Regions from separate parts of the Homo sapiens genome. Here region 2 is linked to region 1. The links are chromatin loops, found by intact Hi-C in ENCODE. Cell type or tissue: endothelial cell of umbilical vein. All regions are shown on one strand.

Region 1 (8,000 bases):
CCAGTACACGGAGGAACTCTAGATAGCTGTGAAGGAGTTTCCCGGTTACCTTAATCAATGTATAAGTGATTGTCAATATTTTGTATAATAGATAATTATAAATTTTAGTAAATATAAGAATCACCCCGGGAGCTTGTTAAAATGCACATTCCTAGAGTCCATCCCCAGGGATCCTGATTCAGAAGTCGTGGGGTGTAGTTTATGAGCAGTGGTCTTTCCCCCTATTCTCTCTTGGATGGAATTTTGAGAAACATGGCTCTATGCCTTCATTGAACAACATCCACCTATAAATTACAAATTTTAATTTCATACAGACTATTATTGTTATAAAAATATTTACTGTCTTTAAAAGTTTAGTACATCCCTTACAATCTCACTTGCACCATTAATTCTTCCAGTAAATTATTTCTCTAAAACATAGATGTAAAACTTAACGTAGCCTGATCCAGATTGAATTACTGCAAATTGCTCTAAGCAGGGATGAAATGTAAATTAATGGGATTTCTGTAAATGCTTATTTTTTTCTAACTAATATTCTATGGTGGTGAGTTATGATATGTAGTCAAATATTGAACTGTTTTAGCTATTTTAGGAGATTAATTTACACTAGCTAAGAGAGGGAGAATAAGTTGATGATCAATTTAAGTAACCCTTACATTAATGGACTAAACTTTGTGGGAAAAAGTAAATGCAAACCAGAATTGCCCAGGTAAATGTTGCAGGCTGTCTGTTAGCACACTTAGACACTGTCTCCTTTTACCAGGGGATATGATGGAGAGAAACTCTGTTCCCTGATTTTAGGCACCTAAAGATCTAAATCTAAATAACAAAAACAATAACGATAATAGCTAATATTAGGGCTGGGTGCGGTGGCTCATACCTGTAATCCCAACATTTTGGAAGGCCGAGGCAGGAGGATTGCTTGAGCCCAGGAGTTCAAGATCAGCCTGGACAACATAGTGAGACCCCGTCTCTACTACAAATTACAAAAAATTAGTCTGACGTGGTAGTGTGCGCCTGTAGTCCCAGCTACTCAGGAGGCTGAGGTGGAAGAATTGCTTGAGTCTGGAATGTCGAGGCTGCGGTGAGCCATGAGTACACCAGTGCACGCCAGCCTGGCAAACAGAGCAAGACTCTGTCTTAAAAACAATATAGCTAATATTAATCAAAACCTTTCTATGTGCCAAGTATTTTTCATTTATTATTTCATATTATCTTCACTACATCCCTACAGATGGATACTATTATCAGCTCCAATTTACAGTTGAGGAAATGGAGGTTCAAAAAGGTTAAGTAATTTGCCCAAAGCCATACAGCCAGAAAGTGGCATAGCCAAAGTCTGACTCCAAAGCCTAGGAGACCCAGGTCATATCTACAGCTGAGAAAGGACTCACTCTCCACCATGCCACTGGTCTCCTCAATCAGTATTTCCTTTGTTTTAGGCATAAACTAGCTAGCTAAAACCTGCAGTTTGAAAAGTTCATGTCAAATGAAGTGACATACAGAGAACAATTGTGCAGATAATTTTCTTTAGAAAACAGAAGCAGAGAAAGAATCCCTTTTAAAATTTCAGTTTCAATATATTTTTGCAAGCATATTTTTGTCCCAGATGCTACCGTGTTCAACCTTGTCTGAGTCTGGTGACCAAACCTCAGTGAGCGTTCTGTCCAGGTATAGCAGCTGTTTTGGGCAGCCTAATAATTAGGCTCTCTATGTATATAATCTTTCAAGGAGAGAGGACATCAAACTGAGATTAGATTAGAGGAAAAAGAGCAAAAGAGGACCATGGATAGTAATCTATTCCCTTTTGTGATCAGCATGTAGAAAACAGTTTCAGAAATGTATTTTCATTTTTCACTTAAAAAATATTTGTATTTTACCTTCAGGGAAGGTATTCAGTATTCTAGCAGTTGCTTCAGAAAGAGGGAATTGGCTGGCACTGTGCCATGCATGCTTCATAGACAAAGCCACCTAGGTCCATAAACACAGTCATCTGAGGGGCGAAGGGCAGGGAAGGATTCAAGCACCTTAGTTCCAACTCCAGGTTGGATGTCCCTCTCGTTACCCCACGGTAAAAGGATTATTTCACTCCACTGTGAGGACTTGGCTGGCAGAAGGCATTTTCAGGCAGGCAGTGAGGAGAGCAGGGAAGAAAGGCAGGTGGGGAGCAGAATCCAAGACAGTGCAGAGGGCCTGGGAGACCAGGAGAACAGGGACAGCCCACAGTCAGAGGCCCTAAGGAGTATGTCTCCTAAGAGCCTTCAGCTGAATGTCCTTTCCCTCCCCATGGCGGGGCATCTCTCTCTACAACCTGTCCATGGTTCACTTTGTTCTGCCTCCTTCAACAGTGATTCTAACCCTGTTGTCATGTATTGATTACTTATGGCAAATAACATCAGGAGGAATTGGCAGTTGCGTGAAGATCAGTGGTGGGAATAAGAAGTGGGACTAGCAGGAAACGGATCACCATCATTAGTATCATTATTATTTAATTAAGCTTTGCTATTACAACAATAAATAATAACAATGAGAATAATAATAATGACGATAAGCTAGCATTTAGTAGACCAGGCGCTATGCCAATCATTGAAAATATGCATGTTTATTTAACCCTCAGGCTATTTTGATCAGTATTTTCTTTATCCCACTTTACAAATGATGTTGAGGTGTAAAGAGATAAGTACCTTGACCAAGGTCCTGGGCAGCTGAGTGGTAGTGCTGGGGCCCAGATCCCAAATTCTGACTGCAGACTCTGACTCCAGCACCTGCTTTCTTGACCACTGCGGGCCTGGCTTTCACAGGTGTTACCTTCCTGCATCCTCTCGGCACCAGGTTGAGCTTGGTGTCGCTATCCCTTCTTATAGATGAAGAAACTGAGGCTCAGAAACAGTAAACAATCTGCCCAGGGAGGAGGAACAGAGCTGAGGAACAAAAACAGGCCTCTAAGCTCCTCTACCAAAACTGCATAGACCACTCTGTAAAACACTCCAAGTAAGGATGGGACTTTATTTCTCACCCCTATGACTCCATGTCTAGGTAGAAGCAGAAGAGTTTGGGAAGAGATCCGACAACATGTGTGAGGAGATAGGGAAGCTGTATGCATTTAACCTATCTCCAGGGTCCCCATCACTTGAGAGAAGGGCCATCAATAAGGAGGTGGAGAAGGATCATCCGAGCTAGGCTGAGTCTTCTTTGACTTGCTAAAAAAAAAATGGGGAGGGAGAAGGCAATGGGCTAGTATGGGAAAGAATAAAGAAGAGAGAGGGCAGACATCAGGAAAGAACATCAGGCAGAGAGAAGCGTCTTAGAGCAGTAATCACAACCAAAATTTTGCGCACCAACAAAAGCCCATTGACGCTCAGACACCTCTGACTTTCCCCATTTCCTTCCCGATGGCACAAATGGAAGCTCTGATTTCCTCTTTCCTTTTCCTTCTGGCTGATGCATCCTGACAAATACAGTATGTAAAGCGCAGGGACGTGTGAAAGGAAAGTGTGGCGACGGTTGTTTTCCATCTCCCAATAATAGCGTTTCAATTTGGTACCTAAATAAACAATCTATTTTAGTGGCTCCCCTTTGATATCTCCAATGTTCCCTTCTGTTATTTCTGGCAGTTCCCAATCCTGTGATGTGATTAGAGAGGATGATTACACTTACATAACAGCATCAAATTAATTTGCCGCCGAGAACAACAGCGGTAGGAAATCATTGGAGTTCTCAAATTGCTCCCCCCACCCCCACCCGCCTCGAGTTTATTTAAGTGACATCAAGGGATTAGAGCGAAGTCGGTCAGTAGAGCACTGCTGGGAAAACAACCAAAACATCGACTCTGACCTTGTAAACGAAAGAGGAACAGAGCAAATAATGAATAGCGCTGGTCCCAGGCCTGGTGCAGGGGCCATTGGATGAATCAGCCTCCCAAACACACATTTCCGTCTGTCTGTGGGAGAAAGAAACAAACTGTACCTTTCAGTGCAGATTAGATTCATTTTCCTGGGGCTATGTCCAGCCATCCAGGGACTGTCAAAACCAAAGATATTTGAGATTTTGCTTATGTTTCTTTGCTTTGCTTTTTGGCCCCTTTTCAAAACAACAAGAAGAATGTAAAAGTTGACTTGAATTTTTTTACTCTGTGAGCCCTGAACAAAAGTCCAGAAAAATAAAGCAGAGGCAAATATTATTGCTTCTGGTTTTCTAAAAGATATGACAATAACAGCTCAGAAAACTGTAGCCCATGATTCCACCAAAGGTTAGAGGTTCAGAACAGGGAGCAGCACGTGGATGGCGTAGAAAAGGGACCCCTTTAAGTCCTACTCGCAGTTTAGTTCTGACACGAACCTTCAACAGTTACTTCAACTCTCTGAGCCTTGGTTTTCTTACCCAAGATAGCAGATATTACCGTCTTTCATCTCTGTTACAGGGTGGGTGTTCACCCATCCGTTCATTCTGTTAATCCATCCATTCAACAAGTATTTATCGAACACCAATTCTGTCTCAGGAACTCTGCTGGTAACTGGGAATACCAATGGACGTGGTCAGCCCTAGGAGCTTATGTCCTAGCGGAACAGGGAAATAAAAACAGCCAGTGTGCTCTGAGGGCCTGCATGGGCAGGCACTGACCTCTCCACCCTTCATCCCTTATCACATGTGAATTTCACAACCACCATGCATGCGTAGGTATCTCTGTCTATTTTACAGATGAGGAAATTGAGCCCAGATGTGTTAAATAACACTACGCCAAATCACACTAGGAAGCAATGAGATTGAAATCCAAACCTAGGTTTTCAGAATATAAAGCCATGCTATATCCCTTTATATTTTTTGGAACCTGACAAGCTCTGAAGCACTCTGCAAATACAAGGAACTACTTTAAGTGTGTTTGCACAAGCTGTTCATATACTAGACAGACATCACAAATGCATGAATTTCTATTGCTTTAGTCCAGTGATTACAGCACTTGATTCTTTTTAAAGCAAATCCACTTCTATTATCCCGTTTGATCCTTGTAACAGCATCACGATACATGTGGAGCAAGTATTATTACTCCCACTGGACAGATGAAGAGACCAACATTAAGCAACTGGCCAAGGCCCTTGACCCAGACCCGGAACACTGGTCCGTGGCTACTCACTTGCTCTTCTTCCTCAACCTCCTCTCAATGAGTCTGAATAAGGATGATGTTTTCAATTTTGGCCTCAATAGAATTATGGTTACTTCCTATATTGTGTTAGTCTTTTGAGTCCTAATGGCATCCCTTTTTGGGTAGAAATCCATATTCACAATATAGCATGAGGTATTTTTATTTGTCTGCTTTGAAAATCATCGGCTGCTTTTCCACCTTGTGAGAACGTGTCACATTTTCCCATCATCTTTTGTTTACATCATTGTTTCACTACCATGGAGGTTTCGTTGTGCATTCTTCTCACTTAGCTCTTTTAGAAGACTGCTCTTAACACCAACATATGGGGTTTCCAAAGTTGGGATTACTCCAGTTAGATGAATTTGACCCTTTGTTCCAAACAAACTCTTGCTAATTCCAGCTGTACTGTAGCATCCATATCATCTGAGTCTGCTTGTTCATACTTCTCTTACTTCATAAAATGGACATCAAAAAATTATTAGGGCTGTTTTAGTCTCATGGCTTAATTCCTTCCTAGTTCTTCTACCTGAAATGCTTGACCCCCAACTTTGACGCCCTTCCCTCATTCTTCAGGGACAACTCAACTTCCACATCCTTGAGGATACATGTCCACAATACCTCTGCCAACATTGACATCCACCTCCTCTGAATTTCCAAATCCCATAGACTGTCAGAGGTTTGCTGCACAGGCACATTGGAGGAGCTCTGGTCCTAGTCCTTTCTTATACAGATGAGGAAACTAGGACCCAGAGAGGGCAAATGACTTTCCAGTTGGTGGCAAAGCTGGAAATAGGGCTCCATTCTCTTGCTTCTTGAAGCTAGCACTTCCCTTCGACTCCTTTCTCTTTCCTTCTAATGTCTGTGGAATGTGGGTTGTGTATGCTCAGTCTGGAATGGATATCTCTCTTATTATCCCCGTAAACTCAGTGCACTTCTTGAAGATGAGAGCTGAGTCTTTTTTTTTTTTTATATATACTTTAAGTTTTAGGGCACATGTGCACAGTGTGCAGGTTTGTTACATATGTATACATGTGCCATGTTGGTGTGCTGCACCCATTAACTCGTCATTTAGCATTAGGTATATCTCCTAATGCTATCCCTCCCCCCTCCCCCCACCCCACAACAGGCCCCGGTGTGTGATGTTCCCCTTCCTGTGTCCATGTGTTCTCATTGTTCAATTCCCACCTATGAATAAGAACATGTGGTGTTTGGTTTTTTGTCCTTGCTATAATTTGCTGAGAATGATGGTTTCCAGCTTCATCCATGTCCCTACAAAGGACATGAACTCATCCTTTTTTACGGCTGCATAGTATTCTATGGTGTATATGTGCCACATTTTCTTAATCCAGTCTATCATTGTCGGACATTTGGGTTGGTTCCAAGTCTTTGCTATTGTGAATAGTGCCGCAATAAACATACGTGTGCATGTGTCTTTATAGCAGCATGATTTATAATCCTTTGGGTATATACCCAGTAATGGGATGGCTGGGTCAAATGGTATTTCTGGTTCTAGATCCCTGAGGAATCGCCACACCGACTTTCACAATGGTTGAACTAGTTTACAGTCCCACCAACAGTGTAAAAGTGTTCCTATTTCTCCACATCCTCTCCAGCAGAGAGCTGAGTCTTTTTCATCTCTGAATCCCATAGCATTTTCCACAAACCCAACACATAGAAGCTGTTCAAGAAATGGTTGTGGGATACATGATTGTTCTTCATGGAAACGATCTGCCTTTTCACCTACAAGGTTGTTTGCTAACTCATCTCCTGTTTGTTCCCTCTCTTGTTCTTGCAGCAGTTTCTCTCCTCCATGCAAATCATGTCCACTCCATTCCATACCTCTGCAGAAAACTCTGACTTCGGCTTAACCTGCATTCATTCATTCACTCATTCATTTATTCACTGAATATCTGCAAAGTGTCTGTGCTGTGCCAGGCACCGTCCTGGTACAGGGGATGTAGCAGTGAACAAAACGAAATCCTTGCCCTTGTGGGGCTTATCATCCCTCAATATCTCCACCTTCTCCTAAGTGACAGCTCCCAAACTGAGGGAAACCCAGGGTTTCACAAAAAAAGTTTCTGCAATGTTCATATCATTAAAGGTGATAATAGCAGATATTTTAATTTCTACTTAAATAACTGGATGAATGTAGTGAATAATTACATATGGTTTTCATTTAAAAGAGCAGAGTTTGGCATCACCTACCTGTGCTCATGACTTCGTCACCCTCCACCATTGGGTGAGGAGCTGAATGTTACCAGTTATTGTGGCAACTGAATGACGAGGCAATTTAAAATGTTTATTTTTGGTTAATTGTTTAATTGATTAAGTTGTCTGATTCTTACCCACAGCGGGTTTTTGGTAATGACAAATAGTAGAAGAATTCTGAAGTAAAATTTGAAAAGTTTATAAAGACTGTGCATCTGATGATAACTTTATAAATATATGTCAAAGTATTCTTCACTGGATTTCAGAATTGCATTTACCTGTCACATAACCCATTAAGATCTCTCCGTTAAGTTCAAAAATCAATGTTAATAATGGAAAGTTTGGTGTTGCTTATATCCAGTTTGGCTTTTAATTTTTTGTATAGATGTGTTTACTAATAGCAGCCAGAAATCCTCTTTTATTTCACTAGAAATAAACAAAGAATAAAAATAAATCACATGTTTTTACCCAAAATGTAAGCTTTTCTAGCATTAGTTGTAAAGGCAGATTTTGTCTGTTTTTGACTACTTTTGATACTATGAGACACAGTTAAATTTCAACCTACAGTTCAATATTTATTTAGTTGCCAAACTAAGCACACTAATAGATGTCATTTTAATGTATGTTTCATAAATGGTCATTTCTTACATAA
Region 2 (8,000 bases), 300 kb after region 1:
TCCAGTTCTGCTTACCTGAGTACCCACTTTATCCCAGGAAACGAGACCTGAACACTGTGTCCTGGTTTCATCTTTCCAGTGAGCCAGGCCTTCTGAGGCATTAGCGGCTCAGCAAGACCATGGAGGTGAGAGAGGCACAGGCACACTCCAGATGCAGGGTCTCTGCCCTCTGTCAAGAGTCACACGGCAGAGAGGACAAGACTCCTGTCCCGGGGGAACTGTTTTTCCTTTTGCCCCACACCCCAGATATCTTCGTGACAGCCCCTGCCCTGAAAGCCCGGTGAGCGTCATGGCGGAGAAGCCAGCCTGTTTCCGATTATTCTGCCTGACAGGGACTATCTGCTGCTGTGTGCAGTTGTAGAAATGTCATAAGCTCAGGACTCAGGACACTTTGACGTCGAGTCCAACAGGACCCATAGAGTCCCCCTGAACAATTCTCATCTGTGTGGGAAGCCTAAGGGGTGGTTTTAAGTAGGGGCTGGCAGGAGAGTGAGGTCTGGGCTGCTTCTTTACGGCTCTTCAAGTGCCGGCCATTTCCTGGAGTTTCATGGGAGTCAAGACTTACTTTTGGCCTCAGACACAGTCAAGGATCATCCTGATGCAAAAAACAAAATCACCTTTGAACCTCTTCCTCCACACCATCTTCCACTTTGGTTTTCCGCTATGCCTTTGTACTGGGGACAAAGACTATCCACGAATCCTTACTTTAAAAACTGAGGCAGTGGCTCTGAATCATTCCCCCTTGGACACCCCCACACATCTGAACACCCTCGTGTCCCAACACCACATCTGCTGAAGTTGACTGGACCTGAAATGCTGGAGGCTCAGTGTTTTCGGAAACTGCGGAGAGTTCTCCTGCCACAATTCTCTTGTTGTCGTCAAAAGCAATTACATGTTTCAGATGATGAAAAGCACTGTCATGAAAAGCTGGCACAGCAGCCAAGGAGACAGATGTATTAAACCACACGGCTTCTCAGAACTCCCACTTACGTTGGAGCTCAGCACAGAGATGAGCATGGTGATATCCCCCCGTCTAACATCCTCCCATTTGGATTTAATGCATGAGGCTCGTTTCTGATGAGGTGCCAAATTCTTTCGGTGGACAAACACAAAGTTGCAGAATTCAGTGATCATACAAGTCCATGTCCTCAAACGAAAATAATAATACTATAAATGCAAAGATGCTACCATAAAAAATACAGTAGGTGGACTTTTGTGAGTCAACATAAAAAAATCCAGCATTTCTAACTGGTAGCATGAGGAGTACCAGTCTGCAGGATGTTAACGCACTGATAGGCTATGGACAATATATTCCACACTTACGGAAGTGGGGAAACTATAGGTCAGACAAAGCTACAGGTACTTCTTTCTTTCTTTTTTCTTTTTTTCTTTCTGAGATGGAGTCTCCCTCTGTCGCCTAGGCTGGAGTGCAATGGCATGATCTCAGCTCACTGCAACCTCCGCCTCCCGGGTTCAAGTGATTCTCCTGCCTCAGCCTCCTGAGTCGCTGGGATTATAGGCGCACACCACCACACCCGGCTAATTTTTCATATTTTTAGTAGAAACGAGGTTTCACTGTGTTAGCCAGAATGGTCTCGAACTCCTGACCTAGTGATCTGCCTGCCTCAGCCTCCCAAAGTGCTGGGATTACAGGTGTGAGCCACGGCACTCGGCCCAAGTACTTCTTAACTGCAGGACTTCTCAGAGGCTTTTAATATGGTAATGAGTGCTGTGCAGTGAGATGACTCAAATCAATATATAGCCAACACGTTTGATATGACCACAGAACCCATTTCCCTGAACACTTTTTATCACCTCCTAGAGCAGGGGTCAGAAAACTACTGCCCATGTGGTCTGATCTGGCCACTGCTTGTTTTCGTAAATTTTCACTGCCCACAGCCAACCTCATTTGTGTACATGCCGTCCATGGCTGCTTTCACACTGCAGCCGCAGCGATGAGTCATGAGACACGCACCCGTGGCTCACAAAGTCTAAAATATTTACTCTTTGGCCCTTTACGGAAAACGTGTACAAACTTTGTCCTCTGAAATATAGTTTGGGAACCTACTTCACTCATGATATCAATAATTCTAAAAAATTTCAAACAATTTTTAAAGTCAACATTGAGAAGTTTTCCATGGTTAGAATTTAATAATTACAGTCAATAACTCTCTTAAAGCATCGTGACAATAAAGTAGAAGGACACTGTGTAATTCTATATGGTCTCTGTCTTCAGGGAGCTCCCAAGCTAGTTTGTGAAAAAGAGAACTCAAGGCACAAACAACTGGGGGGCAAGAGATGTTCTAAACACTAAGAGGAGGCAATATGGCATAGTAGAAAGAATGCAAGCATGTGTAAGAGTAAAACATACACAGGGCGCAGAGTCACAAGAGTCAGGGGTTGGTCTTGGCTGTGATACCTTCTCCTGCGATAAGAGTAAGACCTGCTTTATTGAGCACTTACTATGTGCCAGGCACCATCCCAGTTGCTTTCCATGAAGGATTGCTCTTTAATTCTTATCATAATGAATAGGTACTATTATTATCCCAGTTTATGGGTGAGGAAACCAAGTCTTAGGTTGACTAACTTATTAAAATAAAGCACATACCTAGTAGGTGGTGAACAAGAGCCAAAACAAGTCTGTTGGTCAGCTAACCACCACGTTATAGTGGCTGCTGCTTAGGGGCAGCATATATCCTCTGCATTTCCCCAGAGGTGACAGAAGTAGTGGAGAGGGTAGTGCTCTCTAGGCTCTGACACACAGCCCATGTTTGCTGACTCAACAACCACACAACGTAATGCTATGGCACCTCAGGTGGCAGGGAGGGTATCGTGGGCTGGACTGATCTTCAGAAGGCTGCATCTGAGCAGGGTGTGGAAGGATGGCAGAAGGAAGAGGGGAGTGAGGCACTCAGGGTAGACAGAAGGTGATACTGCCACATCCTCCACTCAGAAGGAATCTGGAAGGTTTTGACAAATATGTACATTTTGGAGTGGGAACAGCAGAAAGTAGGGGCTGGCTACCTACTTTCCACTACCCCTATCCCCACTCCCCCTAGGGGGTGAGGCAGAGATAAGCACGCTTTGTGGGGCACACTGATCCACAAACTTGCAAGCCTGAGCTCCACTCAGCAGCAGCCTGGGCAGGATGAATGGTGGTGTGCAGGTGTTTGCGGCATGCATAGCTTCTCTTTCTCCTAGAGTCAATCCAGTGATCCCCTGCGAAAAGAATCCTCCACTTGACCTGAATGCTCTGTATTGGCACCTTCTGGACAGGAATCCTATCGGGTATTTCATCAAAGCATCCCACAGCAGTTTTAAGTGTGGCTCCATGAGAGTAAGACACCAGGACAGCTGTGCCACCTAGTGATGCTTGCCTGTACTGTCTGCATCCCAGAGAGTGGGAGAGGCTTCGGAAAGGACTGGTATTTGCTATTTTTGGCCAACACTTCTACATGCAAAGGAATCTGAAGTCTCCGCCTGGGCTTCAAAACATTTCTTGTGGCCTCACTGACCATTCCCGTGAGCCTCAGGGGACATGAGTGTCTTCAAGCTAAGAGGGAGCAGTCCAACTCTGCAGCACGAATTACCAAGGAACATACAACAGACACTTCCCCTCCTCCATTTCTGCCTTTCAGCAGAAAGGGAGGGTGCACCTCCTCTTACATCCTATTGTGGCTGCAATAACCTGCTTGCTTTCTTGTGCAGCCTGGAAGTCTTATGCACACAGCACCTGCTGCTTTCTAAACTAAATAGAAATGCTATCGTCTGCAGTCAGAAACAGAAAAGACAGAGGATGCCTGGTGAGGATCTGTCCTACATCCCAGAGTGCAAGAGTTAAAGGTGCTAACCATTAGTGTTATGTGGGTGCAGCTTATGCACACAGAGAATGATCAGTGTTTTCATTTAATAGGAACTCTCCTCCACTCCCAAACACAGCAGTGGAGGGAAAGGCCTTTTAAGCCTTATTAAGGTTGAGGAAAAACTCTGGTGAAATTATACTACATATTTTTGTTTCTTTCTCTATTTCAGATTCCTTGCAAGAGGTCCACTGGAAAGCTAGAATTCTAGAAGTCAGGATGGGAAAGCCTCATACGTAATGCTTTTGCTCCTTTGAATTACAGTTAACTCCAGTGGTGCCACTGACACTGCTTTCGCGTAGTGGTTCTAGTATCGTACGATGCTGATACAAGTAAGCTATGGCTATGTGTTTTCCGTAAGAAAGGAAAACATCACTCCAGGAGAGAAATGGAGGATGAATGATATTTATCAGATTGTAGCTTCTGAAAATGGATTTGCTTTACCAGATCAAAGACAGCCTGTTTCTACACATCACCAATTCTGTGGGAAACATTCCAGATATTCTGAGAGCGCATTTTGAGACTGAGTAGTTGGTTCCCTCACTGACTGTTTCTACTGTAAGTAATAGTATATTTCCATGCACTCTTGATTGGTATTATACAGTTCATCAATAAGACAAAAGCAGAAAAGAGGTACAAAGAGACCAACAGGGAAGAAAGACGCGAAGATGAAAACTTCAGCAGCATGCCACGTACAGTTGGCTTGGATGTACCCTGCACAAAAGTGTCCAGCCTGTACCTCGCTGACCTAGCTGTTCGCCGGTACAAGATTAAGGAAGTGACAGCTTTTCCTAATTCACTGAAAGTGCTTTGGGACTAAATTGTAGCACAGTATAAGTAAAGTATCCTAAGGGGAAAAGAAAACTCCATATTCATGATCCTTAATCTATTTTATTGATTAAAGATTTAGCCAAATACATCACTCCTGCTTTTGTCCCTGTAACAACCAATGCTGTGTTATCAGGAAGAGATAAAACCAGACCTGATCGGAGCTACTCAATCACTTGGTCCTGAATCACTCGCTTTTCACCCAAAGTCAACAGTCTTGATTCCTCATATTTTAAGGTGTTCATTGTAATGTACTGTTACTGTTTGCATACAGCTGTCAGCTGCAAAAACATTTTTTTTTTTGAACACAAAAATCAGGCTTTTGCCCCCCAACACCCACCCCCTTCCCGGGAGACTCCATGGTAGCCTACTGACTCACACTGACAAAAAGGACAAAGGCCCTGGGTTGTCTCTGCCGCCTGCCTGTCCAGATGTAATTAGGCCTCACACAGGTAACCCCTTGGGCAGCAGAGAAAGCTCAGCGAGAAGGCACGGGGTTGTGAATACAGTTTCACGATGATTTCCATGGCTGCCATGAAGGCTCTGATCAGCTACAAATGGGCAGATGCCAGGATGACCCTCCTGATTTCCTGGTCCCTCCTGGACCTGGATCTGGATCTGGATCTGGTGTCCAGGGAAGAGCAAAGACCAGGAGAAAGAGGTAGAATCCCAGCAACAAAGCCTGGGTATGCGGTCTTTGAGAATGCCTCAAGAAAACAAATTCTTGCTTCTCCCTTTTCAAGGGGCTACAGGGAGACGACACAGCTGATGGGTATTTTTGTAGCCAGATATCAAGTAGTGTTAACGTTGGGCATAGGTTCAAACAAATGTGCTCCGTTAAGAATCTACACAGCATGAAGAGTGTTTAGACTTCATGATATATATATATATAAACATTCTTCAGGGAGGGTTTCCTTCAGAAAATTCAATACTCAAGGAAAAGGAGTTAGGGACAGTTTATTTTGGTTATTTTCTTTGTTTGTTTTCTCCAAAGCTATTTCTTGAAAAAGGAATCCTTTCAAAGTAAATAAAGGAATCCTTTCAAAGTAAAATAGACTACATTACATTTTTATCCCAAAGCTGCTGGGTGGTAGGTGTGACTTGGAAAACTGTAGTTTGTTTCAAGCAAATCCACTTGGATTGAGCATGAAGGAAAATAAAATTAAAGGATGATGACGAATAAATGGAAATGTTTAAGGATCACTTTGGCCAGCATCTTCATACTTAATTGTTGCTTTTACATGTATGTAGTTTTTCCTGAACACAAGAGGAAACGTATGGTAATGTGAGGAACAGAAAGAATAAGATGGGAAACTAAACATTTGAAAAGAACTTTCATTTTCTGAAAAAAAAAAAAAATGTTCTCCCATAGATGCAACAGAATTAATCTTCATTAGTTAGCACAGCTATACTCTTCTTCTTAAATGTCTCAAATGATACTGTGACTTCCCTTAGAGAGGAGGAAATCAGAGGACAGCAGGAATAATTAAGACAGTAGGGCTAGGGGCATAGCAACAGGATTGGAACCCAAAGCCCCTGGATTTCTCATCCTCACTGAGGCACAAGAAACATCAGGCCTTTTGATTTAGGCTCCAAGCAATAATTAGCATCTAATAAGGTCCCTTCAATGAGGATTTTTACATTTATTTCCTATCACTAGTATATTATTTTAGATACTCTAATTACTTTTGAGGTGCTGGTGGTATATGAATAATATAGGTAAATGACACTACGAGACAAGGCACTGTTTGTAAATGGCCAAATTCTTTGGGCTGTACTAATCAAACAATGGTTGACTCTCCCTTTAACTTTCATCATGCATTTAAAACAGTTTTTTTTTGTTTTTTGTTTTTTGTTTTTTTTTTTTTTGGTGGGGGAGCAGTGAGGCAGCGTCTCACTCTGTTGCCCAGGCTGGAGTGCAGGGGTGAGATCACGGCTCCGTGTAGCTTCCACCTCCTGAGCTCAATCAATCCTCCCACCTCAGCTTCCTGAATAGCTGGGACTACAGGTGCACACCACCACGTCTGGCTAATTTTTGTATTTTTAGTAGAGACAGGGTTTCACTATGTTGCCCAGACTGGTCTCGAACTCCTGGGCTCAAGGGATCCACCTGCCTTGGCTTCCCAAAGTGCTGGGATTATAGGTGTGAGCCACCGTGCCCGGCCTAAAACACAGTCTTGAACTTATCTGGTTAAGTACAAGGTGCTAAAGGTGCCACTTGACCATCCTAAGCCTCCTCTTCTTTTCCCCATTTCTCACTTTTTAAAAATTCGAATTTATTTTTTGGTGTAAAGCTTAATAGCATGGGTTTTAACGTTTTTGAGGGCTGCTTTTCATTCAGAATTTTCACCACTCTTCATCGCAGCAGTTCCTGGAGTAAGCATGGCTTCACTAAGGGACCGAGGCCACAGTGAGAATTAATATTTATTTTTTGGCTAATGTTTACAGAGTGCCTTAAGCTGTTCAGCAAAAATCACTTATTTTCCCAAAGAAAACACACTCATCTCACTTCTCTACCGTCTCTCCCGCCCCTACAATGCCTTGCAGGTGTGTCAGGTTCTTTAGGTGTTTTCGATGTTCAGGTCCTGTGCCAGGCCATTATTAGGCCCACCCTACAAAATGACTTTAGCAAAACGGAGGCTGCTTCAAAAATTCCAGCTGGTTTTTCAAAGTAATACTAAGCAAAAGTACACAGGCAGAAAAATGTGATCATCCTGAACTTTTATCACACATCAAAATTTCCCTCCTATATTTTTAGAACCATTTCAGTGAAAAGTGTAGAATGGCATCGCTAATGTTTATAGGCAAAGAACAGAATCATTAGGATTTGAGACACGTTTTCAGAAAAGTGCCTTTAAATAATTAACGTCATGACACTCTTCCTCAGTTCTTCATCCAGCAGAGTAAATGTCTCTTGACAGGTAATAGTCCTTTATGTGAAGCAGTAACTCCAGTTTGGTCAAGGTAACTAGTGTTATTGAAAAGCATGCTTTAATTAAATGCAATGTCTTAGAAAACCATGCTGTTTACAAGCAATAAACAACTCTTAAATATTCAATTAATCAGCTATCAACCCAAATTCATAAAAGACCCACATACTACTTCTATGCTTTAAAAAGGAAAAGAGACATATTAAGAATGAAAGCAGATTAAAGAAAAGAGCTAATCAAAAAATAAGAAACCAGGAAATGACATTGTCAATAGTGAGCACCCGTTTTGGAGTGTGCGCTATGAATTTGCTGGCTCCGACAGTAAGTATTCCTACATGGGCTTTCTCATTTAGCACTACCCTAAATCCTGTGAGGTGGTTAT

The links. A loop is a pair of places that touch in the nucleus more often than their neighbours do. Peaks named below come from ENCODE experiments on the same cell type or tissue, not always from the same donor. Only the 100,000 strongest peaks of a DNase experiment are listed, where the experiment ranks them.
Region 2: a loop joins it to region 1, with 8 times the contacts of the local background. A loop is called at or near these places in 2 of 110 quality-filtered maps.

What each region holds. Positions count from the first base shown.
Region 1 is chr15:60,748,888-60,756,887 of GRCh38, forward strand. All of the region lies in intron 1 of RORA (RAR related orphan receptor A), which reads right to left. Among named protein-coding and RNA genes, the nearest start is that of RORA-AS4, 11 kb to the right of the region's middle. RefSeq lists a silencer at 2,645-2,839. In endothelial cell of umbilical vein, no CTCF peak of the experiment used is centred here; a DNase peak (open chromatin) is centred at 3,834; H3K4me3 peaks cover 241 bases; H3K27ac peaks cover 1,445 bases.
Region 2 is chr15:61,048,284-61,056,283 of GRCh38, forward strand. The region is part of intron 1 of RORA (RAR related orphan receptor A); the gene reads right to left. The region is part of intron 1 of LOC107984805 (a long non-coding RNA gene); the gene reads right to left. Among named protein-coding and RNA genes, the nearest start is that of RORA, 180 kb to the right of the region's middle. RefSeq lists a silencer at 1,681-1,840. In endothelial cell of umbilical vein, a CTCF peak has its summit at 3,394 (motif pointing left); a DNase peak (open chromatin) is centred at 3,368.